Linked DNA regions of Mus musculus: regions 1, 2 and 4 are each linked to region 3. A link is a loop called in an ENCODE intact Hi-C map of the cell type or tissue named here. Cell type or tissue: left cerebral cortex. All regions are shown on one strand. Region 1 has its middle 250 kb from the start of Gm52242. Region 2 has its middle 240 kb from the start of Gm52242. Region 3 has its middle 300 kb from the start of Gm30116. Region 4 has its middle 110 kb from the start of Gm30116.

The links. Hi-C counts contacts between places; a loop is a spot of excess contacts. Peaks named below come from ENCODE experiments on the same cell type or tissue, not always from the same donor. Only the 100,000 strongest peaks of a DNase experiment are listed, where the experiment ranks them.
Region 1: a loop joins it to region 3, with 2.5 times the contacts of the local background. A loop is called at or near these places in 4 of 42 quality-filtered maps.
Region 2: it touches region 3 in a loop (4-fold over the local background); 4 of 42 quality-filtered maps call a loop at or near these places.
Region 4: a loop joins it to region 3, with 4 times the contacts of the local background. A loop is called at or near these places in 2 of 42 quality-filtered maps.

The regions. Positions count from the first base shown.
Region 1 is chr16:74,866,079-74,874,078 of GRCm38, forward strand. It overlaps a transcript of Robo2 not described here and the pseudogene Gm52278. Among named protein-coding and RNA genes, the nearest start is that of Gm52242, 250 kb to the left of the region's middle. In left cerebral cortex, no CTCF peak of the experiment used is centred here; DNase peaks (open chromatin) are centred at 3,979, 4,326 and 7,917; H3K27ac peaks cover 4 bases.
Region 2 is chr16:74,854,723-74,862,722 of GRCm38, forward strand. It overlaps a transcript of Robo2 not described here. Among named protein-coding and RNA genes, the nearest start is that of Gm52242, 240 kb to the left of the region's middle. In left cerebral cortex, a CTCF peak has its summit at 3,255 (motif pointing right); a DNase peak (open chromatin) is centred at 3,252.
Region 3 is chr16:75,085,189-75,093,188 of GRCm38, forward strand. It overlaps a transcript of Robo2 not described here. Among named protein-coding and RNA genes, the nearest start is that of Gm30116, 300 kb to the right of the region's middle. In left cerebral cortex, no CTCF peak of the experiment used is centred here; DNase peaks (open chromatin) are centred at 4,654, 5,461, 5,705, 5,907 and 3 more places; H3K4me3 peaks cover 3,515 bases; H3K27ac peaks cover 3,185 bases.
Region 4 is chr16:75,280,913-75,288,912 of GRCm38, forward strand. It overlaps a transcript of Robo2 not described here. Among named protein-coding and RNA genes, the nearest start is that of Gm30116, 110 kb to the right of the region's middle. In left cerebral cortex, no CTCF peak of the experiment used is centred here; DNase peaks (open chromatin) are centred at 4,801, 5,102 and 6,510.

The sequences.
Region 1 (8,000 bases), 220 kb before region 3:
TCACTTATATTGTGTCCTGTGGAAAACTTGATAACCTTGTCTCTTAGGGACAGCAGCTGTCTTGACATGTTTGAATTGATTTATGGTCAACAATTCAAATCCCAAGGGAACTGATACAGGGTCTACAGGAATCTCTCTTTCAACATTCATAACAGCAGGTCAACAATTGACAATTAAGAAGCAAAGAAATTTGCAATCCTATTATGTTCCCATGTTGAAATTAGCTCATCATTATACAATCCAGCATTCAGTCTAATTTTAGAAAAAGAGAAGGATAATAATAGAATCCCAATTTGCTGCTTAGAACAAATTAAGGGAAATTTTCTGAGGGGTTCTCCCAAACAGCAAACATATTTAGAGTTGCTTAACATGACAAAGGTTTTGCTGTTTATACTCTAAAAATAGTCAGCACTGCTTCATGTAACCTAACAATGTGTTAAGCAGCACTGTTAACCAAAATTTCTGAGAAAAATCTCACTAATAACTGAATATTATGCAGAGTATATGATGACAGAACCAAGATAGGAACTGAGTTTCTTCATACAAAAATAAGATAATTCATTAACTATTTAATACATTGTGTCTTCCCTAAGCATCCCATAATATTATGCAAAGTTTCATAGCCTTTGAACAGATGAAAAGTATTTTAAGTATCTGCATTTATATTAATTTTCTCCTTACTCTTCATATACTTATTTGATGCTAAAAGATAAGCAAACAAATCATCAGGAATGAGGAAGAATAAAGAAATCAGAAGATGGCCTAATCCGCCATCATTGGGAAGAGAGGCCCATACAAAGGTCTTACAAACTTTATATGCCTCAGTATTGGGGAACACCAGAGCCAAAAAGTGGGAATGGGTGGGTAGGGGAGTGGCGGGGGGAGTGTCTGGGGGACTTTTGGGATAGCATTTGAAATGTAAATGAAGAAAATACCTAATTAAAAAAATAAATTAAAAAAAAAGAAAAAGGAAAAGATAAGGAAAAGACAGAAGGACGCTGATCAGAGCTAATCAGTGCCCCCACTAGCAACACATATAGTCATTGAATTTCACTGTATCAATAGAGATGTGGGTTTCATTAAGAGATAGTAGGTGAACATTTTTTCCAAACAAAACAAATTTTGATAGATATATCATTTTTAGTGTACAGTATAATCAAATTATAACAATGTTCTTTCAGCTACTGGATATCAGATGATATAAGCAATGGAAACTGCAGTTTCTAAAACAAACTGTCCACCCAATTGGAATCATTTAATTTAGGGGCTGTGAGTTTTAAGTACCTACTATTACTGTATAAGAAAATGAAGACAGTGGAAAAGATGACAGGTGCGCTTAGTGGAGGAGTCTTAATAAAGTGCTAGTCGCTACTCTACCCTTGTTGGTAAGATGCAGGAGAGACAATGAGGAAGAGCATGCAGAGCAAGGGTAGAGCATGAGTAGAGAGACACAGAGTGATGGAGAAAGAATTAACTTACATGTGAATCAGGGTAACATTTTGGAAACATCCAATCCTAAACAACTCATTACTGAGTGTAGCAAGTGTGCTCATTTATATACTGTAATAGTATTCTTGGTGGATATTGATTATTCAGTTCCTATACTTAGTCATGTATTACAGGAAGTGTTTAACACCTTTCTATAAATTTTGTAGGAATCTAATGAAGAGAAAACTAAGATCACTTTAGCAATGAAAAAAATAACTCTCAAAAAAAGTTACAAATGTTTTCCAAGCAAAAGGAAAAAGCAGAGTCTAATATTAGAAATGCTATCTACACCTTTGCTCTGATATGACAACAGTTCCTGGATAGGAAAATTCTAGTTTCTAAAGCTAAAGCATGGTTGACCAAATGTCTAGAGACTCATACTGATTTAAGTAAATAATGATCAGAGATGCTCGCCTGCTATTGCTATATGAGAGGAACATGCCAACAGAGCTCTATTTCAAATTTCCTGAAAGGGCTATATTTTCCCAAGCTGTAAATTGGTTAGATTGAGTAGAGGGAAATGAAAATTGAATAAAATATACTGTCAAATGACTGAATAGAAAGGTATGAAAATACAAGTTGTTATAGCATGGCCTATTAATTTTTTTTATTTTTAAGTAAGATGAAATCTACTAAAGAGTAATAAAAATAATATTTTTAAAAAATATAAGAAGTTTCAAATTTAAATCATTAACTTGATGTGTTACTTTCTCTGCCACAACAGCTTAGCACACAAGTGTTTTCATATTCATATTCTACCATTAGGTGCTGCACAATACAATATAATAAGATATTATATCTCACAATGTTAGTATTTCTGTTTCTGTATTGATAGGCACTTAACGGTAATCAATTATTTATGATAACAATAGACATGAAGAGCAGTCTCCCTTCAGGTTGATTCTGCTAAGTCAAAATGGAAAGGACTTTGCTAATGTGCTTCTTAAAAGTTAATTGAGATTGAGGTAATCACAGATGAAAGGAAAATATTATTTGTAATATTAGCATGCCCTGTTTGAATGGCAGTAATCAATTGGAAAGTAGCTGTGAAGTGGAAACTTCTAGTTTCATTGAAAAGCCAGCTATGTTAAATGATGTTTTGCTGGGGCATACAGGTAAAAGGATGTGTTGCTGGAGCAGACACGGGAATGTGTGTTGTCCTGAAGCAGACACGGGTGATGAAAGGATATTATGCTAAAGCAAATACGTGAAAGAAATCATGATGGTGGAATATAAGTATGACCCCATAGACAGTGGAAGACAGATATTGAGCATTGGTTTGGTTTGCTCCACCTTGCTATTCTTAGACTCACTATTCTACACCTCACATGTATGTTGTGATCTCCACTAGTGGTGATGCCAGAAAGAAACTCACCCAAGAACTGCCCCTGAGTTTCCTGAGGCAGCTTGCCACTTTTGCAACCTCGCTTCAGGACAGTTGCCAAGTCTTGCATTTTTCTTCAGGGTTAAACTATAGCTGCTGGTCCCTGCCTGGGATCTATTTGTCTAGAGGACAGATTCTTATCCTCATTGGTAGAATATTCTTAGAAAATAATTTTGAGACAGATGAATAGACCTTGACTTATCTTTTCAGCAGTTATGCATGGATTTTTATAGCATTCATAATTAGACAATGCTTTAAGAGTGTTTCAGTTTGCCTTAGAGTCATCTTGGAGGTGTTCAATATGTAGTGTAAAAATATGATTTTATCAGACCCAATATTATTGGAAATAATGCAATATGTCCTCTATTGCACTGAGAAAATTACAGATTGTTGGAGAAGAATAAAATTATTAGTTCGATACTACAAATTTAACTTCTGTTATTTTATATAAAGTACAATATATTCAGAAGAGAAAAAGTAGTTTGTGCATATGCAAAAATAAGTTTTAAATAAGAGAGTTCATTGTCCTAAGGAATTAGTACACTATTACCACATTCAATATTTCAAAATTGGTATTTCCATATTTTAAGAAGCATTATGACATATCTTCTCAAAATACAGGCAAAATATAACTTCTAACCTCAACGATTCCAAAACCCTTGAAATAGTACCTCAGGATTTTCAGGCTTCTTAGAAGAAATTATTATTTTCATATTCTGAAATTATGATGGAAATCTTTCAAAAGTGTCAGAAGAAAAGATATATATGAAGGAAACTATTTCAAATCTTTCATTCCCAGTTCACATGCTCCTGTGAACTTGGCCAAATACATACAACTAATTTATTTAGCAAAAGGTGCAAACTATCATAACAAAGAACAAAGAGATGAAATGCTGTCTTTGTTTGGTTGATGTTTTCATTTATTTATTTATTTATTCCTGTTATACCTCAATCACTTCCCAGTCCCACTCTCCCACCACCTTCCCCCACCCCCTTTTCTTTTGCAAAGGGCGGTCTCCATATTCTGTTCCCATTCCCCCAACCACCTACCCCCTCAGTAACAACTTGCCTTGGCACATCAAGTCTCACTTGGGTTTATATTCTATACCGATCTTAAATTTCAGAGAAGGAAATAATCCTTCAGTTCCTGGCATCTTAATAGGAACTTTTATCACCTTCAGCAGAACCTAGTAAAAAATAGTCATTTACTCCTCAATCAGTAACATAACAAGTATTTGTAAGGTTAGTGGCTTATTGATCCCTTTCATAGCAAGCTAGTAGATAAATTAAAAGAGACTCCAGCAAAGATTATGGCTGAAAACCAAGAATAGGGATAAAAGGTAGAGCTAAGCCAGAAAAATCTTTAAAAATAAATCTCACGTAGGAGTAACAACTGATCTCATCAAAATAGCAAGTTAGAGAATACCAAGAAGGAGTAGGAGCAAGTCTGTGCACAGTTTTCAGTTGACCATGGGGTTGTGCTCTCAAGAAACATTGCACCATGGGAATATTGTAACTCAAAGAAGCATTTGAAACATTTACCTTGCAGAACAGAATAGCAAAGCCACACAATGGTTTTAGGGTACCTGTTTATACTCTATTCTTATGACTCTGTGTCTGATATCTGTGGCTTGCTTCCACTCCGTCTATACAGTGTACCGATCATAATTTTTGCAGAAGAATATAATATAATATAAAGAATAATATAAAGAATAATATAAATAATAACTATAATATAATATAAAGAATAACTTCTACACTTGATCTTAGCCAAAAGGCCAAGAAGTGATGAAGTATAACTTCCAATGCATGCATATTATTTACATAGCATCACAAAATCAGATAATCCTGTCTAAAATTTTAAAGCCAGGTAGTCTTAGTTCTCACCTGAAGTTCATTCACAGTTCAGAAGCAAAGTTGGAGATATGTTGTTCTTACAGTGAGAAGAAGAAAAAGACACAAGAGGGGTGGGGTGGAGATATGGCTCAACTGTTAGTAGCACTTGTTCTTTTAGCGGACATGTTTTGCTTCCCAGGACCTAAGTGATGGCTGATAACCATTTGCAACCCCAGTTTCAGGGTGCTCAATGCTTTCTTTTTACACACTGAAGCACCAAACCCAAGATGCAAAAAAAAAAATCATACATGTATGCAGGCAAAACATAAAATAAAATAAATATAAGCTTTATAAAAATGTAGCAATAACAAATTTAAAATGAAAAATGCTCAGATAAACATGTGGTAGAAAGAAATTAGGCTAACTAAGGTATAGCTTAAGAAAGATGATGGTATACTGTAAAGCCAAATATTATTACCTGATCTCCAGAAAGCATGGAGCAGTTTCAGACATAAAACTAAAGTCTGCGAAGATAAACTTGTAGTTTTGGGGGGGTTTCCTCTGTAGTTATAAAATGAAGAACAGAAAGGCAAAACTGTGGATGTAGTTGACAAAAGCTGCTCCTCACCCAGGAGATGCTGCTGTAAATACGCTCCCCCTTCATGTCTTAGGACAAGCGATAGAAGGGAATTTCCAGCAATGTAGTCCTTTCTCTTTTCAGATTTACGTGTTGATCACACACTGACTTAAAACATCTTCCTGCCTAAGACAGGAATTACACATAACAGAATGTCTTCCTTAGAATCAAAACCTTGGACAGGTGCTAGTAATGAAAGGTGACCAGAATTCAAAATAAGAGCTGTTGATATTGCCTCAAGTCCACAAGCCATAGAGCCCTTCTTTCAATATCAAATAAACTAATTTGTCAGAAATATAACCAAGGCTTGCCATCATTTTTTTCCTCTCTCGGTATTCCTTAGTCGCGTCTGTATTTTTTTGGGAAGGATTGGAGCTTCTTTGTCTTTTTCAGTTCCACCTTAGCCCATCTCACCTTCTCTTCCATGGTGATACCTGAACCTTAGGCACAATAGTGGTTTGTAGATGTATGCATTGAGCCTGGAATTCACAACTCTACATTTTTTCAATGACTGTTTTTCTCTAATGGTCTCTGTCTGTTCCAAAAAGACAGTTCCTTAATGGGAAGCAAGAACTATACTGGCCTAGATATCCAAGGCAAAATATTTCAAATGCAATTAGGAATTATGCTGGTTTAGTAACATGAAGTTTGTAAATTCTTCAAGATCCATGACTCACTAGCCCTGAGTAGTTGCATCTAATTCCAGTTATGAGTTCTCTTAAGAGTAGATCTTGAGTCCAGTTAGATAGCTGTTGGTTATCACTTTGTATGAGTGCCACTAAGGAGCCATTAGTTTTAAAGGTTCGCACCGAAGTATGAGAGTCACTGCTGAGCTCTTAGGGTTATTGTGCCATGTTGGCGTTTTTCTGTTTCATAGCTGTCATTACTGTGTAGGGCTTTGCTCTACCTTCTTTGAAAGCTTGCTTGACACATTTTGGTACCATGAAAGCTAACCCTTAGGGAAGACGCATTCAGTTCATGTTCATGTCAGGAGACTCTGGACCCTGCATCCTAAGTCTATGGTGTTTTCAGTAATAGGGTTTACCCTCCATCTCATGGAGGTAACGAAGTACAATAACAGTAGACTTTAAGTTTTGGGAGCCTTAGACAGACTTGACCAACATCTGAGAGGAGAGATTTACTTGCCTAGTGTGGTCATTTTGTTCTTTTTTTTTTTCTTTTTTCTTTTTCTTAGATGGTCTTTGGCTTTCAGGGAGAGGATCACTCTGAAAGAAAAATCTTCATTTAAAATATATACGTATATTTATACATGGGATTCCATGTATTGTAGTTCTTTTCTTTCAGTTAGAGATTTACTAGTGAGATTTCCTATGAGTGTTCCAGCCACCCTTATAGTTTACCTTACCCTCCTCTTATTAAGATGTTTATCTCCCTTTCAATTTTTAACAGGGCTTTACACTTCTTTTCATTTCCCTGTTCAGATCTCTTGTTCTCCCAATCTGCAAATTCCCCCTATTACTTTCTTCACTTCTGGAGTTAGTTCAGGATATATACTCACATATAAAGACATGGATGTAGGAGCCTCCAAGAAAATAAAATATATGAAATGTATCTTTTAGCATCTTAGTTACTTTGCTCAATATTTTCTTTTGTTGGGTGTGTGTTTATTTGAGTATGGGTATGAGCACAGGAGTGCAGGATACTTTGTTGGCCAGAAGATAACATCTGACTGCTGAGAACTGAAGCCAAAGGAGGTTGAAAACCATCTGACATGGGTGCTAGCAATGTACAGTGGGTTCTGTGCAAGAGGTATCTGCTTTTAACTACTGAGCCATCTCTCTAGCTCCTATATTTAAAAAAAAATTTCTAAGTCTCACTTGTAAAGTGCAGTAGAGGCAATTTTCCAGTTAATATCACATGCATGTCACACATTTTTACTCTTGTTTTTCACTGTTTTCCATGCATGGCAAAAGGCATAACTTCCATTACATACATATATGGGCAGACGTCTACATGATATTCTTCGCAGTCGTACCTTGGATATTTCATAAAGCTTGGGCATATTACTGTTGAAAAGTGTTTTGGAAACTTCACAAGCTTTTTAAAATTTAAATAAAGTAATTTTATATTATATTGAGTCTTAATTAAAACTGGATTATTTTCATAAAATATATTGATTGCAATCTCGCCTCTCCTCCCAGATTTTCCCCTCATCCTCACCCACCCAGAGCCATATACAAAGCCACATCCTTTCTTTCTCATTAGAAAAAAAAATCCAGGCATTTTTTGATCCATTTGCTTGACATTCATTGTATAGCCATCAGAATAAACAAGATATTTTCCCTATTTCTTCATTATGATCACTTACTTTCTGAGAGAATCTAACAGTACTGACCTTGATCTTTTTGTTCATTTTCAGTAAAGATGTTTCTCTCTAAAACAAACACTTCACACTTTTAAATATAGTTCACTTTTGCTAGTGACAATATTAGATTTGAAACACCTGCTTGCTGTGTGCAACCAGCAACTGCAAATTCACAGTTCATCATGCCTTAAACACCCATGCCTTGGGAAGGTGCCAGACACATGCCTTTTTTCAGACTCTGATTCTCCATTACAGAACTGTAAGCCATGAAGTCACTGACTATTCAGAACAGACCCTTAGGAATGTACTTTTCTAATATGAAGACATGA
Region 2 (8,000 bases), 230 kb before region 3:
ATTCATGAGAATAGTGGATAAATTGGTTAATACCGAGGTTTGGGATTAACTCTTGCCGTGAAAACTGGTTTTATACAAGGTAGAGTTTCAAAGCCAATCTGGTACCTAATGAGTCCCAGGCATGTCAGAGCTCTCTCCACTACTTCTTGCTTATTGTCCTTGACGTCCTGAGTAACCCTAAGTGGCAGAGACAGCAAAAGACCATCTCTAGCTGTGGCCCTTCATTGTTGGTCATTCTAAGTTCAAAACTGTTGAACAAATGCTGAAATAACTGTTTTACCAGTTTGTGGCATATTATATTATAAAGCATATTATATTATATTATATTATATTATATATTATAAAGCATATTATAAAGCATATTATATTATAAAGCAGATCGACATAAAAGTTTTCAGTAATTAGCAGATATTGATACATGCTTGAAAACAATATTTAGGAATATTTTTCCCGACTTAGATACCAGATTAACTGTGCATGTATGATTTAAATACATAGACTATGTCAACCGTGTTTTGACTAGATTACAGAGGGCACATAAATTTTATTTTAATTTTCTTCAGTTAGTACAAAACTAATAAAAGCCCTTAGTTTGTGTATTCAAACCCAAATTCAGATTCCTTTAGGGGGTAGGAACGGAAGAAGTAGAGGAAGAAGAGGAGGAAGAGCAGGAAAGGGAGGAGAAAACAACTTACCTTTAACTAACCATGAACAGAGAAAAATTATCATAAAAATACTTTTAAAAGCAAGAGACATACTCTGAAGCTATGGTATCTAAAGTTACATATTATTTTGGAGTGTGTATGAATTTGGAGAACCTATGTGCTTCATATCATTATTTGCAAGATGGGGATAAAGATAATACTTTCCACTTTCATTTATAAGTTTATTTTATAAAAAAATAACAATATGTTAATATACAATAGTAAGTACTGTACTTACATTTGTAAGTGATGAACTATATACATTATTTCTTTCCATTTCTTATGAAAAAAATCATATGCAAACATCACTGTCATATATCCAGTATCAGGTTTAATTCCTATCATTCTCATGAGATGCTCTGATACAAACCAACTCAAGTGAGAAGGGATTTATTTTAGATAGCAATTCTAGGTTAAATCAAGGTAGCATGAACTTGTAGCACGTGAACATGTTATATCCACAGGGAAGAGCATAGAAACGTAAGTGCATATATGTCTGCTTGTCATGCTTACCTGGACTTTCTCATTTAAAGGAAAATTTGCCTAGAGAATGGTGCTGCCCACAGTAGGCAGATCAACTCCATATCCACTTACCACATTAAGACGATCTACCATAGACACAGGGCTAACTCAGTGTTGTCTGCTCCTCATTGAGACTCTTTCTAGGTCCTCTTGTTGTGTCAAGTTGATAATTAAGATAACGACCCTAACCAGGTAATTAGAGTTAACCGTCACAATCATGCAGTGATAATACTTCTTAGTGTATTTTTATGACTGTATTGTCCAATATATGTAACTTTAGAGTGGAGCCATTTAAGTCTTTAGACTGCATAAAAGAAGTTCACTATTGTTTTCTAAAACATCAGCTTTTCAAAGATTTTCCAGTTATTAAACTAAAAAGTAAGCTAAACCTTCTGCCTATGTGGATTCCACTAATTGGGGTTCAAAAATAGTTTTGGAAAGAACAAGAACTAAATAGGCATCCCATGATTCTTCATCGTTTTAAACAATAAGCACCGATTTTTATCATACTAGACATTATAAGTACTTTTGAGATGACAGCATATTAGCAATGGACATAAGTTTTATATGTTCACTATGTAGGTTTATATAAGCCTTAAATGTAGTAATTTTGATACCAGTGTGTACATGTATTGTTAGAAGTAGAACCGTAGCTTCTTTTCAAACTAATAATATTTCTTAATATAGATTTTGGAATAACTAGAAAAAAACATTTGGCTACTATCTATTCTTAACCCCTAAGCATTTACCTATTAAATTCTGCGGTTTGACTTAACAAATTAATGGTGATCTCATTTGGCTAGGTAAACTTTAGTGGTTTATTTCATTAAATTAATTACTATGCTGTTTATCAATATCTTGCCACCAAAATACCAAATTCTCATGATGATCTGATTGTAAAGTCATATATTTTGGCTTTCTATGTTTTACTACTTTCAATTTAAATACACAAGAAAACTTCTAACCACTATTTTAAACAACCAATACATAAAAATGATACATTGGCTTCAATAAAAAGAAACATGTTTTCCTAATTTTTCTTAAGATTTCTTTTCTGTTTTTATCTCTCTCTCTCTCTCTCTCTCTCTCTCATGTGTGTGTGTGTGCATGTGTGTGTTCGTGTGTGTGTGTGTGTGCATGTGTGTGTTCTCGTGTGTGTGTGTGTGTGTGTGTGTGTGTGTGTGTGTGAGTGAGTGAGTGGATCTATGTCTGGTATCCTTTTTTAGATTTGTGTGTGGGTTCTCTTATAGGGCAGAAGATATCTGATATTCAGAGGTGGAAATATAGATAGTTATCCATCTCCTGATCCTGAACGCTGAGAACCAGACTGGGTCTCTGGCAAAAGAGCAAGTGCGTCAGGCTCTGAATTATTTCTGTTAAGGAGTCTTTTTCATAATAGCCAGCTTTGACCTACAGCATTCAAATCTGCCTTTCAGAGAGTTACACATCTTGAATTTGAAGTAGTATTAGTATTTCTAGGTCTTCTTTTCGTAACACTGGATAATATTTAACATTTGTTTTTCTCACACAGGAGGTGTGAATCTTTAAGCACTCTAAAGATGAAAAGAATTTATGCAACTTCACAAAACTTAAGCAAACATAAAGCACATGATATCCAAAGCCTTTAATTTCCATTTTGTAAAGTTTCAGAGTGTTTTTTTTCCCTCATATTTTGCATGGTGCATTTTTTTTGTCATATCAGCACTAGTAAGAAAACTTGTCAGATAATTGTTGGTAAAATCTGAAAAGATGTGAAGGCTTTAACCAAACTTTTAATTTATTCACATATTTGACGACAAAGCTGTACTTAAATCATGGTACATATCTATGTAAATAGTTTTAAATACGTGCAGTTGATAATTCAAATTTGTGTGCTGAAAATTCTCCTGTAAATATGTACATTATATATACATATGTATTTGGACAGATTAAATATATGAATTTTTATCCTATGATGAGAGGATTCTAAACCAGATTCCCTCTAATCATTCTGAGGTATATGCTCCCATTTGAACAGTAGAGGGAGCCCTACCAAAGCCTAGGAACATGGAAAGCTGGTTTACAGAAAATTTTCCAAGTAAAAATTATTCAAAAATGCTACACACAAATCAAGATTTTGAAAATCATCGTCTTTGTTAAAGTCTTGATCTGCTTTAATACATTTTGTTTACTTTTAATATATTTGATGATGTTAAAAGATGTAGACAGACAAAAGTCATCTTTTGTTGCTATATATCCCATTTCATTTATGCATACATTTGTTCAAATATCTACATGATATGATACTTCATAAGACTTATTTTCCATATATGTGTTATTTGTGTGTGTGGTTTTTTGTGAAAGCCTAGATTATTAAATCACCAAAACTTTTTTTCTCAAATATGTTGTTTATGTGCCCTGTAGTCATACTCAAAATTGTACTAGGGAAGAAAAAGAGGAGGAGGAGGAGGAGGAGGAGGAGGAGGAGGAGGAGGAGGAGGAGGAGGAGGAGCAAGGTGAAGAAGAAAAGCAGAAGGAGGAGTAACAGGAGGAGCAGGAGGAGGAAGAAGAAGAAGTAGTGGTAGAAGAAGAAGGTGGTAGCTATGAAGTATGGAACTCACGGAGCTTCAGGAAGCTGACTCTGACTAAGGTTTTGTGGAATCATAATTAATATATATGAATGACTATTGCTACATTAAGGAGTTTTCTAGAGCAGGAAGTTGTAAGGACAGGTGAAAGTTACTTAAAAATAAATATGGGATCTAAAAAATGCTTCCACTTTGGACCTCCACATTTACTTACCTATACATCTCAGGTCTAATGCAAGGATCATAACAGTAACAAATAATAAAAACAAACAAACAAAAAAACCAAAACCCTTGATTATTTTCCTTAGTCATAAGTGTTTAAAGAATGTTAACATTTAACAGACAAATATATTGAGACTATTAAAGGTGTACAACCTACGTTTATCTCCTTCCAAAACCATAAAGTACTGAAAACTGAGACATTCTACCACCATAAAATTCAGCCTGGTGTCAAAACTTATCCAACTAACACAGAAACTGTTGCTGACCTACATGATGCTAAGCTACATAGTCTTTATGCTGCTTGTTTGGGGTAATAAGGCATTTTGGCTAAAACCAAATATGTTTAACTCCAAAGTGCTCACCCAGGACTCCTGGAGAGCTTATCTAATTTCTAAAGTGTACTGCCCATCATCATCATCTTCTTCTTCTTCTGTACAAATTGTTCCCTATGTATGACAATATTTATAATTAATTTATAATGTTGGGAATCCTATGTCAACCCTACAGGTACGAATGATTGCTACTGTGTAGCTATTCCCTCAATATTGAACAAAACCATAGCTATCCTGCACCAGAGCAACAGTAATGACCCTTATGAGACAAACAGGACAATTAACAGTCCTTTGTGGAAGGATCACGGAGGATCACGTGGCTCACTCGGCTTTAATTGACTTTTCCTGAGGTGCTGATGAGGCCCTTGATCTTCTGGAGTTACACAAGAGGTAAACCCGCTGACAACAGTGGAAGCCTTCACTAGCACAGTTGCTCATGGGGAATGTGAGTCTTCAGTGATGTCACATCTTGTGAGTTGTTTATGATGAAGATGGGGCTAAGCTGCTTCGGCTAACTTACTTATTACTATAAATAACCTAAATAAACTCACTGGATCACTAAGCTGGTCAGGGATAAAATCTATTACTTGTTCTGCCAGTCCCTGTCCTATCTGTGACATGTAGATATTTATTTACATCTCCCCAATAAAAAGTTAGGTAAGAACAATACATCCGCAACTGATCCATTAACACAAGGAATATATGTTTGGCAATTGACTGAACATGTGATACCTATACACATCATAAGGAAGCACGGAGAATTCATGATAATCACAGACACTATCATAACTCTGTATATGGTGATGGCAGCTTACTTATTTGCAGGTCCTGCCCACAAATTTTGACATGGTCTGTCCGCATGTCATACACTTTAAAATAAAAGGTCTGAATATCATAGTTCACTCCAAAATCCAGTAGGTAAGAGATGACAAAACAAATAAATTCTTTGTACTATTAACTGATTAAGAACAATTTATAATAAGGATACGTTTTAGAAAGCATTCATAGCTCTTTTCTGATAATAACATTAGTGGTGACATAGAAGGAATGCTACAAGAGCCTTACTAGTTCCTGTTCTAGAAATAGATATATAAGAAAATAGAAAAAGGTTCAGTGGGTGAAGGGCTAGAATTCAGATCTCTTCTTACTCACAAGCAAATGGTAGGGTAAATCCATCAGCCCAGAGTTCCTGTGCATGAGGAAAGGTAGACCCATCAGAATCCTTAGAGACCATGAGCTAGGCAAGATAGCTTATGCCATTTCAAACTAGGTAAAGATAAAAACTCACACTGGCAGATGAACTCTGACCTCCACAGAAATGATGTGGCACATGCAGACAGAGAGAGAAAAGGGGCAGAGAGAGAGAGAGAGAGAGAGAGAGAGAGAGAGAGAGAGAGAGAGAGAGAGAGAGAGAGAGCTGTCCCAGAGTTTAGGAGCACTTGACACACTTGTAGAGGACCCTGAATGGCAGCCTACAACCACCTATAACTATAGTTCTGGAAAATAAGGTGTTTTTTGTTCTGCACAAGGTGAAAATGTATATACATGTGTGCAACTTATTCATATAAAATAAAAGTTGATAAATGTTAAGAAGAAAATGTGAGAAATAGATGCCAACAAAAGTAATCAATTTAGATTTTAGAAATCACAACTCTCCTAGTTTAGCATTGTCAACACACTCCTCTGAATACATTTAATGAATTCTAATTTAGACAATGTTGATAACATATAACCGTCTTCCGTCTTCCAGTATATGCAAGCATGATGTCCATTGTTGGACACATAAGGGAATCTTTCCACTCTTAGAACCTATTGATGTCCACACCAAATGCAATCTTGAATTCACAGTTTCAATCCCTAGATGAAGAAAATAATTTAAGCTATCTCATGATAGCTCAAGCACACTTCCAGAAGTAAACAAGATGCATTGCCCAAATTGGAGAGATAAAGCAGGGAAAGGCATGAGAAGACATTGAAAAGAATGCCTGACCAAGGGAAATCTCAAATGAGTTCAAATGTCACAAAGAGGAGGCTGTAATTATTAGAAAACAACATGCTGGATGCATATTTCCCCTAAAAGCACAGCCATGGGGTTTTCTGGAAATAGAAGCAGCGTGGTTGTTTTCACAGCTCCTCTCTCCTCTTCTCAGAGATATTGCACGTTGCCCCTTCTTCATCTCACCTGCGTCTTGTCTCATGATGGTGTTTATTTATTTGCTGGTAGCAGCTTTATTTTAGTTTCCCTGCTGAGTTGGTGTTAAAACAAATTACTCTAATATACTTTCCTAAGGGAAGTCAATTTAGTCTTTTCCCATCTAAAGGATAAAGATAGAAATGGTTTAATAAATTTATTTTCAGGTACTTGAATTTTAGTACCTTCCTGACTTGGTTCCTGCTGAGGAACCCCTGTAGCCACAGTGAAGTACTTGAAAGATGCTTCAAGGGATGGGCTAGCCCATCATCTGATGGATCAGCCCTTTCCACCGCTCTCCATCTTTCCTTCCTTCCTTCCTTCCTTCCTTCCTTCCTTCCTTCCTTCCTTCCTTCCTTCCTTCCTTCCTCCCTCCCTCCCTCCCTCCCTCCCTCCCTCCCTCCCTCTCTCTTCTTTCTTTCTTTCTTTCTTTCTTTCTTTCTTTCTTTCTTTCTTTCTTTCTTTCTTTCTTTCTCCTTTCCTTCCGTCCTTCCTTCCTTTCTTCCATTCCTTCTTTCCTTCTTTTCTTTTTTTGTTTCTTATTCCATTTCCTTGTTTTCTTCACTTCCACTCATGAAGCAATATCTGAACAACAGTTACAAAAAGTGTCTGCACACTAATGATAACAGTAACATGTAAGCAATGCCTGGTTCTAAATTCTTTATTGAATTTCTACTTATTGCCAGAGAAAACCAGTTTATCATGATAAAGTGTTTTGAGCAATGGGATGTGTGGAATCAGAGATTACAGGCACTAATTCAAGTCTAAGATATGCGGGGCCTAAGGAGATTCCCCAGCATTGGCAGCAGATATTGGTACCCAGTGGCACTGCAGAGTACTTACAATCAGGACTCGCTACTGTGCTTCATTCTGCTTTTCTCTCTGCTTCTATTACAGTTAAAGTGTTGCTAATTATAGAAACTCTCTGTTTATTGAACCTCGGTGTTAAGAAAAACTTGTAATCTTCAGATATGATCCGAAAGATTCCCAAACAAATGTAACAAGGTCCACTTTTGTAGCCCTTTCTACCAGAACACTGGTTATCAACCTGTGGGTTGTGAACCACTGGGGGAGAACAAATAACACTTTGACAGGGGTCATTTATCAGATACCCTACATTTCAGACGTTTACTTTACAAGTCTTTTTCTTTTATTATTAGATAATATCTTCACTCACATTTCAAATGCTATCCCCAAAGCCCCCTTTACCCTCCACTCACCTTTACTTTACAATTCTTAAGAGTAGACTATTATCATTATGAAGCATCCACACAAAGAACTTCATGATTGGGTTCAGCACAACACAGGAACTGTACTAAAGGGTGCCAACATAAGGAAGGTTGAGAGAGAGAGGTACTCTGGAAGTACCATTGGTATCATATCTTCTACTGTATGAACTCTGTGATAAATGTATGGTATCAATGCTTTTACCACTGAATTGACACCAGGTTTGGGCTGCAAT
Region 3 (8,000 bases):
CTGCTGCCACTCATAATATTGTAACTCTTAGACCAACCAATTAACATAAGTGTCTTCAAACAGATTCATGAAATTATACTGATATATATGAATATATACACATAGGCATTGAAAATTATAACTGTAAATCTCAAATAACATCCAATAATTTAATTAAGATTCAAAGAATTATTTTTTAGGACAGATACAGCTGAGCCTTTATTATATGTTCTTAACACTATAAAATCCCTTCTACATATATTTTATAACTAGTAATTGAGTAAACTAATTTGCACATGTAAATAGTTCAGTGCCACAGTATAAATATGGATTAATTATATACTAGATGTTTATATAAGCATTCATTACCGATCTAAAAACTATATGTATGTGTACTGACATGCAGGGCCAATGTCTTATAGAATTATTTAAAAAATCTTTTAAAAAATTGTGTAAATTATTTTGAAGTATCAATGCACTTGAGATAATTTGTATAACAGACTCATCCCAAGGGAAGGAAACTGTTTTCAATGGGAAGTTTTCGGGAAACATGGTGTTAGAGATTAAATTTGCCATACAGGTACAAGACCTTTTCTAAAAATGCTACATATATGGTTATATTCTCTGGTCACTTAGATTTTTATCTTGGGAGCCCTTGATAAGTACTTTTTGAATGAGTGGATTCCTAGGACTAGGTATTCTATTGGGCCATCCACGTACATGGGGTGCAGCTCATGGTTGAAGGTATTTCCTTAGGCGCATTTCTTAACTTTGGAAGTACAAGTTACCTTCAAGATGACTTACAGACCATATATAGAAAGAAATGGTCATTTAAGTATCTCCATCTAGCCAAACATCGTTTAACTCATAACTTTGATGAGTCTTATCCTTAAATACACATCCCCACATGCATCTCTATACAGTTCATAACCAACGAAAACATGGGCAAAACACTCTATTAAATCAATACAGTCTGCACTGTCTGGCCAGGAAAAGTCCTCTTGCTTGTGTGGATTCTGGAAGACACTTCATGTATGACTTTTATGACCAGCAAATTATTAGCTGGTAACTATTACATTAGGGATTTAACACTGTGTCCCTGTCTCCAGAACACAGTATAGGTCTTTATTTCAGGCTGGTGTCTTCTTTCATGACAGACCTTTTGACATTGATAAAAAAGAAAAGGAACTGCACTGAGGTTGTATAGGATATATCTTTCCCTTTTTTGGTGTGAACTCTTCATTAATTGGGACATTTCATGAGTTTATATTTTTACCCTCATTAGAAAATAAACGGGGGTGGGTGGGGGAGCGTGTGGGGGACTTTTGGGATAGCATTGGAAATGTAAATGAAATAAATACCTAGTTTAAAAAAAGAAAAGAAACTCATTATATTTTTGAAAATAATTGCTATGAGAAAAACCAGGAAATTATTTTCTCCATGTAAGAACACTGGATTATTAATCAGGTAGTTTGTATAGTGCTTGAACTCAAGCTAGACTCATCCAGCTAAACATCATAGCTTAATGATCACATTTTACTGCTGGACTACATAATAATGAAATGAAAACTATACCACTTTCTTCAACCCCAAAACCCTCCATTAAAAAATGAACTCTGAAATGTATAGTAGGCTTAATTTTGTTGAGCCTATTATATGTAAATGCAAGTAGGCCTGGTAATTCAAAAATAACTGAAAGTACATTACAGTAATCCATGCATCCATGGGCAGTCACATAATCCCATCCTTTAAAAGTATTACTCGTTCTAATTTCATATTGAACTGATACCTAAAAACTATGACTTCCACAGAAAGAAAATAGTTGGCAACAACCTCCCCTACTTTAATTTAGTAATATAAACTATTTCTCAGACCATTTTTCCTTCAATAGGAATTATAAAAGTAATCCAGTAAAGAGACGCTGAGACCTATCAAATCACAAACTGTAACTGTTTCTATCTTTTAAAACCAGTATACATTAAATATGAAATGGAAAAGCATCATCTAAGATAATGCGGAGCAACATGCATCATCAAGAAGATGAGCAATTTGAAGGACCAATTCAACGGTGGCACTGAAATTTTATTCTAAATTGAGGTATTTGATGTTCTATGAAAGAGACACTGATGAAAAATGTGATTTGAGTATTTCTACTTTCCTTCTTGAAATTGTCCAACTCTACCCTTGTTTGGATTTTAGTATATTAATTACTCAGCTGAAGATATATTAATAGAAACAGTTAATCTAAAGGAATATATTCACAAAAATGAAATATGAGTTCCTGGGGTCTAAATATCTCACAGTGTAATAGCTTCTCATTATCACGGCTAGAGCAAGCTAGTGCACCAGCCACTTTCCAAACCAATGTGTTCTTCAAAGAAACACCATTTCCCTTGGCAAAACTGAACACCACCTGCCAGGTTCCAGATAAGGACTTTGGATATTTGGTATTTGGTCTCCTTAAGCAGTGCTCCTGGATGAAAGTGGTCTTAAGGACTCAGCAAACATTGACTGAAAAACAACTTCCAAATTTCAGGACAACTCAAGCACTAAAGATGCTCTGGTATTTGGAAATATGCAGGTCTTTCTAGTATTTTATGCCCCCCCCCCTTTTCTCACAAATACCTCTCTTTTCAAGGAACTTGGCTTCTTAATTATAGTAAAAAATTTTAAGCAACTAAGAGATTGCTTTCTTACGTAATCACATTTGATTCATATCTGCTTCAGTTGACTTCAGGATGAACTTCACAGGTCTGGTCTGGAGCCCAGTACTAGTGAAGCTGCAGAGGCCCAATAAGAAAGTCTTCAGGTAATTCAATATTTGTCAAATGCAAATCACCACTGTCATGTTGAAACTATTTGAAAACTATTATATGTGTGTGGGTGTGTGGGTATGTGGGTGTAAACCATTCATACACATAAAATAAAAACAAATAAATCTAAAAATAGTTTTCAACATGTCACTCCTGACTTACATTATATATTATATATTATACTATGTATAATGTGTATATCTATATAATATATATACATAATCACTGTGTGCATATCTGGTGTATGTACATGTATGTACACACCTGGTGCCTGCAGAGGTCAGAAGAGGTTGTTAGATTCTTTAAAACTGGAGTTGCATACCATTGTGAGCTATCATGTGGATTTTGAGAATCAAACCCAAGTTCTCTGCAAGAACAACAAGTGTTCTTCATCACTGAATCATTGCTTGAGCCCCAAAATGTTTAAATTTTATTAGGAAATATATACTTTGAGCAATCCATGTTCTTAATAATAATCAAGCCATAACTTAAGTTCAAAACATTTAACTTCTACTGGAGAATATATATTTCCTCAATCTTATAATTTGCATGATATACTATGCTCTATGAGTTACTTCATAAAATAAATGTTTTTATTAGTTTCTATATTGGGATAAGACTTTTGTAGTGACATAAAATGTGCTTGCTGATATGAAATAGTTTTAAAGTAGTTTACAAAAAAATTATTATAAATTTTAAGGTCCAAAACACTTCAATAAATTGCAATGAATTCTGTTTTAATTGACAGTATATTAGATGGGACCATGCCGATAACGGTGCTTTCTGAATATCCTGTGTCCATGCTTCAATGCACTAGGAACTAAAATAACTCAATGGCATTGTGTGTGCTCATAACACATTCTAGTCATTTACAAAGGGACAAGATAACTGCCTGGGAAGTCTCCTTTGTTTAGCAAAGATAGACATGGACAGCCGGTTGCTGTAATATATAAAAGGAAGCAAGGTGGTGTGTGTGTGTGTGGTGTGGTATGCTGTGGGGCAGGGCTGAAAGAGAATCTTCCGAATCATCAACTTTTGATAACTCATATTCTGTCTCCCAGTGTTTGCGCCTGGATCTTCACTGGGAGGTTGTAGGAAACCAACAGATGTTTCCAGGAGGTTTACAAGGATCAAGGCAAGTGTTTTCATGATAAGCATAGCCAGGGGTACACCCCCCCCCGAGATCCATCAGTAACTCTTCTGATTCCTCATTTTTCACTCAGCACCCAATGCTGGAAGTTTGACTCTCACGTTTAATATCAAGGTTCTGAATTTCTACATTTAAAATGACTGTGTTTTATATCAAACAGTCTTCACTTTAGTGACAGACACAAATTAAACTTAGCTTTATGTTTAGTTGTCAGTAAATACAGAGTTTTCTATTTGTGCATATTTGATGCACGTTGTTGTATGTATTGGAAGTGTGTAGTTGAAGGTTCTCTGCAGAGCTATGTCTATCTTCTAGTGTTTCTTCTCAGTGAGGGTAATTGAATGTAAAATAATTGGGTTCTTTAATTTTAATGAGCATGATGTCAGCTATGTTGTTAGGATTTCCAATGAGTATATAGTGAATACAAACTCTGATGATCAGTTCTGTTATGCTCTGAACTAATCAGATGGGACACTCTCCATTCCCTTAAGGAATCCATATAATGTGATTAAATAGAAAAACATATGCCTCAGGGAAACCCTACTGGCCTACTAACCTACATTTGAAAGTCACACTCATTGATAAGCTGAAAACTGAAAAAAAAAATCAGCAATTTCCCATCACGGTGTTGTGTAAGTCAGTTCTCAGATATCCGATCTGTTATGAATGGTGTGTTCTGTCTGCACTATCCTCCACAGGCCACAACTACACACTGGTCTCTGATGGTACCAGTCCTCTCTGCACCAATAACCTCTTCCTTCAGAACCATCGTTCCTATTAATACAACAAAAATGGAAATTGTCAGCGTGGGCAGGTTGCCATATGGAGTTTGACAGCTGCTCAGTCAGATTAAGATAAACACACGGGTGATGGGAGGGTAAAGAAAGGGGGTGGGCGGGCAATCACTCCTGAGGAAATCTCTTATTTGACTATTGGTATTTTGTTCAGGACTTTTAGGAATAGTATACTAGCTTTAAAGATTTTGTTTATAAAGGTATACTAAGATGGGGTGACAGGAAGCAAACCAAAGAACCAAAGAACCTCAATTACAACAAAGATGTTTAAAAAGATTTATTCAATTCCTGTCTGTACCATATATATAATACCTTTGCCAGATATGTTAAAAGTTAAAGACCCCGACTTCCTTGAAAGTGAAACAATATTTAAAAATAAAAACTCTTCAAAATATGCTTTTAAAGACTTCATAATATGCCAAGGGAAAAAAATGTAAGGATTTTACAACCCACTGAAAGATAACACACCACCATCAATAGCCAAGCTCATGAATAAATAAATATTTACAACATGTACATATGCATATCAAGGCAAGCTTGCATTTGCTGAAGCCCGGAATCTCTGCAACCAATTTATGCATTACATATACACTGATAAACAGAAGCATTGAAAAGGGAAATTATTTCAAAGCACAGTCCACACATTGAAAGTTTTCTAGCAACTTGCGAGAGTTCCTTGAACAAGGAATAGAATACGTTGCTATGATTGCCTATTCCTGAACTTGACTGAGTCACATCATCACCATACAGCCGCGCTAGCATATTTCTAGCTGAGCTAGTTACAGAACATCAGAAAAAGAAAAAAAGAAAAAAAAGAAAGAAAGAAAAAAGTAGTGACATGTTAAAGATGGAACATTCCAGACCTGATTTACAAATGAAATCTCGGGCATCTGTATCTGAAGCTGTGTGGAATGGATAAACGCCTGGGAATATGCACAAGCATTTTGACTAGGTTAACACTCTTCTAACTACTTGCAGCTCTTTAGCATGCTCGCCGGGTTTCCAGAGGTCTGCATCCAGTGCTGAAGTTTAACACAGGAAATTAAACTTTGACATGCTATAACTACTGACTGTCATTGAAAACTGTACATAAGAAATATAAGTTAACTCCCCTGACATCTCCTGGAGTCAATACTACCATACATCTTTTGATCCCAAGCCACCTAAAGCTGCCATGCGGGCTAACATAAATAACAAGCTGGCAGCGAGCAAGTGAAAAATCCATTGATAACACCGAGCAATACAGTAATGTGGTGATATAATTTACAAGGCCCAAGATGATTTGGCCCAGCATTCCTTGGGTGGATGTGCCCCAGCAGTCTAAGTGCCTGCTGGAACTTCTCCCTGGAAGGTATGCAGGCAGATTTGTAATGTCTGGGAAACAACAAAAGGATAAAGACAAAGATCAAACTGAAGGGGGCTTGGGTATTTAGAAAATCCTGCTATGATATGGTGATAAATTATCAAATTATCAGGTCAGTGTCCCCTGTTCTCTTGAACCTGCAATCATCACATGACATCAAAGCAAGGTGTGTATGTGTGTGTGGAGGGTGGAGGACACAGGTTTAGGAAACATTTCTAGAGGTAAGATATGCACAGCAATAGTCTCAGGAATCTTCCATCACGATTTTCCCTACAATGAACACACTCTCCCGGGATATTTCTGCAGCATCATTTTTAGTTTGCTGCATCCACGGAACACATACCTTGCTAACTTGCGTTTATATAAACAAATGTCATTGGGTGAAGCAGAACCGACTGAACTTTGAAAATCGGCAGGCTGGAAGTCTCAGAAAGCCACAGCTCAAATTTTTCAACAGCCAAAGAAAATGCATTACCAAGCTCCAAAGTACTGCAAGCCTTTTTTTTTCCCCCTCATTCAGCAGATACCTCTATTACTAAAGTTAACACGATTTATCTTTATTAACACATCAACGGGGATAGAGTCAGCCCCAGATTTAGCACTGTTTCTCCAAACAACAATCTGATCATTATACGAAATCAGCCGAGAATCAAGAATATTCAAAATCTATTTCATTTTCTTTTCTTTAAATACAGCTTCCTAAGGAGAGCAAACATCTCCTTGCACTTAAACAGCATGCATCTGGCTCCAGAGTCTCCCTGCTGGAAACAACCACTATAATATAATGCACAGCAAGCCCAGCATCCCCCAAATTGCAAACACGTATTTATATCAGTGAGAGAGACAAACTCTTCCTCTCAGCCACCTACCACACAGCTCCCTTTTCCTGAAATAAAAACCTGATTTCAAACAGACAGCTCCCTTCCCCTTAGCTGTTCTTAAGTTGCCTTTGGCTCCCCTTGCTCCATTCAGATCTTTTACAGGAAACTTTTATCACTTACCCCCCTTCCAAGGTTTGCCCTTCCAGGGGGTCCTGGTCAGCTTGCCTAGAGTTGGTCCTGAGAAGAATAACATCAAAACGAAGAGAAGTTCGAGTCTAGTAATTTTGTCCACTTTCTCGGATGATAACATTTCCACAAGTGAATTTTATAAAAATTTCTCACATCCTCTTCCCTCCGGGTTCTGAAGGTAGCATTGATCATTGAGAAGTCGGAGGTAGGTGGTGTTTTGCCATCTTTAGCAGCTGAAGGAGCAGCTCCCTGATGTAGCCCTGAGCCAAGCTACATTTCTCACGGCTCCAGCTCCTTCCCCTCAGCCCGCAGTCAGCACTGTTTCCACTTTAAGAGCTGTAAAATCATTCCTGTTCTCCACTTTGCTTTCAGTGGGAATATTCCTCAGCGTCCTGCGTGCACTTGATTGAAAATGATAAAAACAGGAATGTGTGTCCAGCAGAAAAAAAGAGAAGAGATGTCAGGACCGTGTGAAAAAAAAAAAAAGATGAGAAGCAGTTGTACTGACAGCTTTCAGGCTGCCTGTGTGATCCTAATAGCCGTGCAGCCAACCAAATTGCTCTTTTAAGAGCAATAAGGCTTCAGCAAAAGCTGGTATCACAGCTACTTGGGTGGGTAGTGCTCGGCTTGAAAATCACCCAGGCACCGCCAGCAGATAACGACTGCTTCAGTCCAGACTCAGAATAGGAAAAGCTGAACAAAAATATAGTATGCACAGAGGGTAGTTAATCTGTTGTGAGGACAGAGGGGTTTTCCAGCGATGTGCTAGCGACAGGCTCAGCACCTGGAATGCAGTTTCCCTTCCCACTCCTTCACCTTGTGAGTTTACAAAAGCGTGGTAACTGCACTAATTATGCGTAAATGGATCTGAAATATTTATTAGGTATAACA
Region 4 (8,000 bases), 200 kb after region 3:
CCTATCAGATCACCATGGACTAAGGCTGATCTTCAATAACAACATAAATAATAGAAAGCCAACATTCACGTGGAAACTGAACAACAGTCTTCTCAATGATACCTTGGTCAAGGAAGGAATAAAGAAAGAAATTAAAAACTTTTTAGAGTTTAATGAAAATGAAGCCACAACATGCCCAAAGTTATGGGACACAATGAAAGCATTTCTAAGAGGAAAACTCATAGCTCTGAGTGCCTCCAAAAAGAAACTAGAGAGAGCACACTCTAGCAGCTTGACAACACACCTAAAAGCTCTACAACAAAAGGAACCAAATTCACCCAAGAGGAGTAGATGGCAGGAAATAATCAAACTCAGGGGCAAAATCAACCATGTGGAAACAAGAAGAACTATTCAAAGATCAACCAAAAAAAGGAGCTGGTTCTTTGAGAAAATCAACAAGATAGCTAAACCCTTAGTCAGACTCACTATAGGGCACAAGGACAGCATCCTAATTAACAAAATCAGAAATGAAAAGGGAGACATAACAACAGTTCCTGAAGAAATCCAAAACAATATCAGATCCTTCTACAAAGGCTATACTCAACAAAACTGGAGAACCTGGACGAAATGGACAAGTTTCAAGACAGATACCAGGTAAAAAAGTTCAATCAGGATCAGGTTAATGATCTAAACAGTCCTATATCCCCTAAAGAAATAGAAGCAGTCATTAATTGTCTCCCAACCAAAAAAAGACCCAGGAACAGATTGGTTTAGTGCAGAGTTCTATCAGACCTTCAAAGAAGATCTAATTCCAGTTCTTCACAAACTATTACACAAAATAGAAGCAGAAGGTACTCTACCCAATTCATTTTATGAAGCCACAATTACTCTGATACCTAAACCACAGAAAGATCCAAAAAAGATAGAGAACTTCAGACCAATTTCCCTAATGAATATCGATGCAAAAATATTCAATAAAATTCTCACTAACCGAATACAAGAACACATTAAAACAATCATCCATCATGACCAAGTAGGTTTTATTCCAGGGATGCAGGGATGGTTTAACATACAAAAATCCATCAATGTAATCCATTATATAAACAAACTCAAAGACAAAAACCACATGATCATCTCCTTAGATGCAGAGAAAGCATTTGACAAAATCCAACACCCATTCATGATAAAAGTCTTGAAAAGATCAGGAATTCAAGGCCCATACCTAAAGATGATAAAAGCAATCTATAGCAAACCGGTAGTCAACATCAAAGTAAATGGTGAGAAGCTGGAAGCAATCCCACTAAAATCAGGGACTAAACAAGGCTGCCCACTTTCTCCGTACCTATTCAACATTGTACTTGAAGTCCTAGCCAGAGCAATTTGACAACAAAAGGAGATCAAGGGGATACAAATTGGAAAGGAAGAAGTCAAAATATCACTATTTGTAGATGACATGATAGTATATATAAGTGAGCATAAAAATTCCACCAGAGAACTCCTAAACCTGATAAACAGCTTCTGTGAAGTAGCAGGATATAAAATTAACTCAAACAAGTCAATGGCCTTTCTCTACACAAAGAATAAACAGGCTGATAAAGAAATTAGGGAAACAACACCCTTCTCAATAGTCACAAATAATATAAAATACCTTGGCCTGCCTCTAACTAAGAAAGTGAAAGATCTGTATGACAAGAACTTCAAGTCTCTGAAGAAATAAACTAAAGAAGATCTCAGAAGATGGAAAGATCTCCCATGCTCATGGATTGGCAGGATTGGCAGGATCAATATAGTAAAAATGGCCATCTTGCCAAAAGCAGTCTACAGATTCAATGCAATCCCCATCAAATTTTCAACTCAATTCTTCAATGAATTAGAAAGAGCAATTTGCAAATTCATCTGGAGTAACAAAAAAACTAGGATAGCAAAAACTCTTCTCAAGGATAAAAGAACCTCTGGTGGAATCACCATGCCTGACCTAAAGCTGTACTACAGGGCAATTGTGATAAAAACTGCATGGTGCTGGTATAGCGACAGACAAGTAGACCAATGGAATAGAATTGAAGACCCAGAAATGAACCCACACAGCTATGGTCATTTGATCTTTGACAAGGGAGCTAAAACGATCCAGTGGAAAAAAGACAGCATTTTCAAGAAATGGTGCTGGCACAACTGGTGGTTATCATGTAGAAGAATTAGAATTGATCCATTCCTATCTCCTTGTACTAAGGTCAAATCTAAATGGATCAAGGAATTCCACAAAAAACCAGAAACAGTGAAACTTATAGAGGAGAAAGTGGGGAAAAGCCTCGAAGATATGGGCACAGGGGAAAAATTCCTAAATAGAACAGCAATGGGTTGTGCTGTAAGGTTGAGAATTGACAAATGGGACCTCATAAAATTTCAAAGCTTCTGTGAGGCAAAAGACACCGTCAATAAGACAAAAAGGCCACCAACAGTTTGGGAAAGGATCTTTACCTTTCCTAAATCAGATAGGGGACTAATATACAATATATATATATTGTATATTAGTATACATATATACATATATACATTTATATATATATATAATATATATATATATATTATATATATAAAGAACACAAGAAGGTGGACTCCAGAAAATCAAATAACCCTATTAAGAAATGGGGCTCAGAGCCAAACAAAGAATTCTCACCTGAGGAATACCGAATGGCTGAGGAACACCTGAAAAAATGTTAAGCATCCTTAATCATCAGGGAAATGCAAATCAAAACAACCCTGAGATTCCATCTGACACCAGTCAGAAAGGCTAAGATCAAAAATTCAGGTGACAGCAGATGCTGGCATGGATGTGGAGAAAGAGGAACACTCCTCCATTGTTGGTGGGATTGCAAGATTGTACAACCACTCTGGAAATCAGTCTGGCAGTTCCTCAGAAATTTGGACATAGTAGTACCGGAGGATCCCGCAATACCTCTCCTGAGCATATATCCAGAAGATATTCAACTAGTAAAAAAGACACATGCTCCACTATGTTCATAGCAGCCTTATTTATAATAGCCAGAAGCTGGAAAGAACCCAGATGCCCCTCAACAGAGGAATGGATACAGAAAATGTGGTACATTTACACAATGGAATACTACTCAGCTATTAAAAAGAATGAATTTATGAAATTGCTAGGCAAATGGTTGGACCTGGAGGGCCTCATCCTGAGTGAGGTAACCCAATCACAAAGGAACTCACACAATATGTACTCACTGATAAGTGGATATTAGCCCAGAAACTTAGAATACCCAAGATATAAGATACAATTTGCTAAACACATGAAACTCAAGAAGAATGAAGACCAAAGTATGGACACTTTGCCCCTTCTTAGAATTGGGAACAAAAAACCCATGGAAGGAGTTACAGAGACAAAGTTTGGAGCTTATACAAAATGATGTACCATCTAGAGACTGCCATATCCAGGGATCCATCCCATAATCAGTCTCCAAACACTGACACCATTGCATACACTAGCAAGATTTTGCTGAAAGGATCCTGATATAGCTGTCTCTTGTGAGACTATGCCGGGGCCAGCAAACACAGAAGTGGATGCTCACAGTCAGCTATTGGATGGATCACAGGGCCCCCAATGGAGGAGCTAGAGAAAGTACCCAAGGAGCTAGGTGGATCTGTAACTCTATATGTGGAACAACAATATGAACTAACCAGTACCCCCTGGAGCTCGTGTCTCTAGCTGCATATGTATCAGAAGATAGCCTAGTCGGCCATCAGTGGAAAGAGAGGCCCATTGGTCGTGCAAACTTTATATGCCTCAGTACAGGGGAACGCCAGGGCCAAGAAGTGGGAGTGGGTGGGTAGCAGAGTAGGGGGGAGTGTATGGGGGACTTTTGGGATAGCATTGGAAATGTAAATGAGGAAAATACCTAATTAAAAAAAAAAGAAAAAAATGTATAGAGAGTGTAGCCTAGGACCTACTACAAATTTGAAACATTCACTAAATAGACCAGGAGAACTGGCAAAGCTAAACAAAATCAGGTAGAAGCTTTGCTTGTACCATTGGAATGAATTATTATAATAAGAGCACACACATATTTTTAAATTTTATAAATTTTTGTTGTTATTGTACTTTTGGGTTCTCACAAAAACATTGTGAGATAATTTTAAGATATGTGATTGGCAGCCTATGTGATTCTTGCTGTATATTCTGTCCGTGTATCATCCCCTTCCTGTGAGTGACTTGTTTCTAATGCATGGACTTGTTTCTAATGCATGGACAATGATATGATTAAGTGATCAAATGTCAAAAAAATAGCAATTTCCATGTGATAATCTCCAGTTATTTCATTAGTTTATGGTTCCATTTTACCTTTCTCTCTTGTTATATAAATACGTGTTTCTGTAGTAATAAACAGGATTTTAAATTTTGTAGAACATAATTCTTCAAAAAGTCATTTTTAGCATTTGAATCCTTCAATTTCCCATTGATTCATAAATGAAGCTTCAATGCACATAAAGGACATGCAGTGTGTATAATAACAACCTCATCTCAGTGTTGTCTCTGCAAAGACCTTTAATGAACGTAGTCTAGGAGTCAGGTCGAAGGTTGTTTTCAGTAAATCTCACATAATAATCTTAACAATTTTCCTTGATTTGTATTCCAGAGCCCAATATAGATTTTTATACAAATTAAACTTTCTTTAATGGTTGATTTTTGTTTGTTTGTTTTGGAAACAGGGTTTCTCTGTATAGCTGTATAGCCCTGGCTGTCCTGGAACTCACTCTGTAGACCTGGCTGGCCTCAAACTCAGAAATCCGCCTGCCCCTGCCTCCCAAGTGCTGGAATCAAAGGCGTGCGCCACCACTGCCCAACCAAATTAAACTAACAACCACTGTCATAAAGAAGATTATGTACCCTATATTTAGAATGTAGTTTCTTGGGATCTTTGTTAATCTTTATTATAACATTTTTCTCATCCCCCATCAGTTGAGAACTAAAAGAATAATTACATAAATGTTTAACAATAAAGACTGTTCTACATCAAAGTAAATAAAATTATCTTTTCTTATCTTTTCCTCTCTCCATTATTTTTAAGTCTATGACTATGGCAACCCAGCAAACATATGGCACTAAGGCTATTTGTAGATCTTTTTCTACTAAGAATTAACATGAGTTAACTGCATCAACACATTCATTCCATCTGCACATTCGTTTATTCAACAAGACTGCCTAAGTCAATCAATCTTCCGAAAAATTATATTACAGAACTATCATTTAGAAAAGTCATCTCCTTATGTTTTAGAGTCTTCAATGACATATAACAATTTTGCCAACTAAACATATCGTGCAACTATAAAAATACAATTTTATGTGAACACTGTCATTTCATACTTTTAGAAAAAATATATGTAAAAGTGAACTGTAAGTTTTAATCATGAATATTTATTATATTAATTATCTGAAAATGATCATGTTTGTTATGGACCAAAAATAATCTTATTTAAAATTTTCAAAGAAAAGCAGACTTTGAAACAGCAAAATATTTCCCTAGAGCAAAGATATTTTCTGAAAGAAAAATTCTACCCAAGAATGTAACACTTAACCTTCACATTAATAGTGTCACTGTATTTCAACAGCATACTATCTATAGGCAAAATAATGCCGAGGTAGAACATCATTCACTAGAGAAGAAAACAAATGAATAAGCCTAAAACTCAGAGATAATCAGAAATATTAAAATACTGAAATTTCAACCAGACATGATGAGGAGAGTAAACAAATTGATATCTGCATTTCAATATGAGAATCATATATATTCTGAAATTCTCAATGCTGCCCTCCCCTTGTAACATATTCCACCAAACTTCTGAAAGAACCAAAATTAATCACGTCATAGATTGAGGTAAAGGATATTTCAGAATGCTTTTTCCCCCCTGCTTCCAACCAGTCTTTAGAAGGGAGAACATCAAGATTCTAAGATGCCGAATATAAGAGGAAATTAAACCTGTCCCTGGTGCTATGATAAAAAAGGACAGAGAGCAAGGGAAAGAACAACAATAAACAACAAGGCTGGATCGCCTGGGAGGTGCTTATGAGATCCCAGCTCCTCAGGACAGTTTGAGTGTGGTGTGGATATTTATTCCCCAGGGTGGAGTTCTGTAGGAAATAAGATCACTGTGTCTGCTAGTTCTGTGGAATATGCAGTTTTCAGACGGATAAGATAAATTGATATTCAATCAGGTCCCTTCTTTTGATGGTGGATCATGTATTAATTGATCCAAGTGAAAAGGGAATGAGAAAGAGGGGGGAGGTGAGAGAGATAGGGACAAGGGAGAAGAAAAGAAAGGAGAAGAGAGGGAAGGGGAGGGTGAAGAACAGAGTGAAACTGTCCTTGTACAGCTAGGTGGTTTACATTCTAGTTGGAACTCTCATGGGAATATATACATGTCCTGTGTCTACAAGAGACCAAAGGAAATAATCACAAAGCGGAGATAAATGAAGAAGTGTCTTTTCAGGACAGATGTCTTTTGAGTCATAGTGAGAAAGGATGACTCAAATGATTTATACATTGAAAAAAATGCTGTATGTTTCCAAGTGAGGCCCCTCTTGTACATAAATATTCTGGTCCACACCATGACACTATAACAGACAGAAATAGATGGAAATTCTAAGACTGGGTAGAATACCAGTAAGAATTTTCATGAATAGGAGTTGACAGTGCCTTCACTAATTCTACAGTATGTGAAACAATAGAAATTCTTTCTATGTGTTTTCAAAGGCTAGAAATCAAACATCAGGGGACTGACAAGGTCATGGCTATGATGAGAGTCTGGGCAGAATCCACCCTTGGCTTTCCTAGCTCCCGAAGCAGCCACTATGTTTGATAGCCCCTACCCTGCATCTATATCCCTCCAAATGCCTTTTGTCGTAGGGTTGAGTCATATTGTGTTCTTCTCACTCTAATGATCATCTGCCGTCTGACATTTCTCTTTATAAGTAACAATTTGTATGGATTTATTTATTGTTGTTGTTGTTGTTACCTTGCTTTTCAAGAATTAAATATCTGTAGGTGGGTGTTTATAATGAAAAATTTTGAAAGGCTAACAGTTCAAGAATACCATTTGGACTCTAGTGAGGGCTTCCTAAGTGAAAACCTACACCTTGGTTTATGAAAATCCACTCTCTTATCCAAGTGATAATCATGTCTGACCCTGTCCTTTTTCCAAGGTCAAAATGGATCAAGCACATTTAGTCAATACTCGTCAAACAAGTGGCCCTTGTTAGGATGCTCATAAGGTAGTGGATGGACTGATAGCGTGGACACAGATGGCACACTGATTGAACTCAGTGGGTAATGATAAAAGGCAAGAAGATCAGAGGAAACTATGGTGAGGAAGTCTGCGAAGAGTTGGAAGAAGAATGGGAAATCTTATAACTAAAACATATTATATAGGTGTTTAAAATTATCAAAAAAATCATTAGGAAAGTTGCTCTCAATAGTCTTTAATCAGCCCATAAGACCATCAGTAATCTCCTCTGAGGAGTTCACACTAAGACCCACATCTTTAAGTGTGCACTACTCCCCAGGCAATTTTGTAGGAAAAGAACCTTTGATGAGCATACAGCCCACCTATGGAGGAGACCGAGTGGATGTTCTAGTGTGCTGTTATTCTTGAAACTAAAGGTATCTTTACGATCCTGTGTCCAAATAAGGTAATCTTAATATTTGAGTCTATTGAGTTTAATACTAAATTTACATTGGTAAGATAAAAGTATTATTTAAGTAAAAACTTATTACAAACAATTAGCCGGCATCAGAATATAAATTTTAGGGTTTTGAGAGGTTTCCTTTTGTTTTAAGATGAAGGGCACTTAAACCTGGGAGTGAATGGATTCCGACTCCAGCTCTGAATTGCTAGTGAACATCGCCTAGCTGGGGAAATAGCACGACTTTTATGTCTGTCAAGTGAGAAGCAAGATGTCCTCGAACTCTTGAGCCTTAAACTAAATTTGGGCAAAGACCTCAGGGAAATTTTAG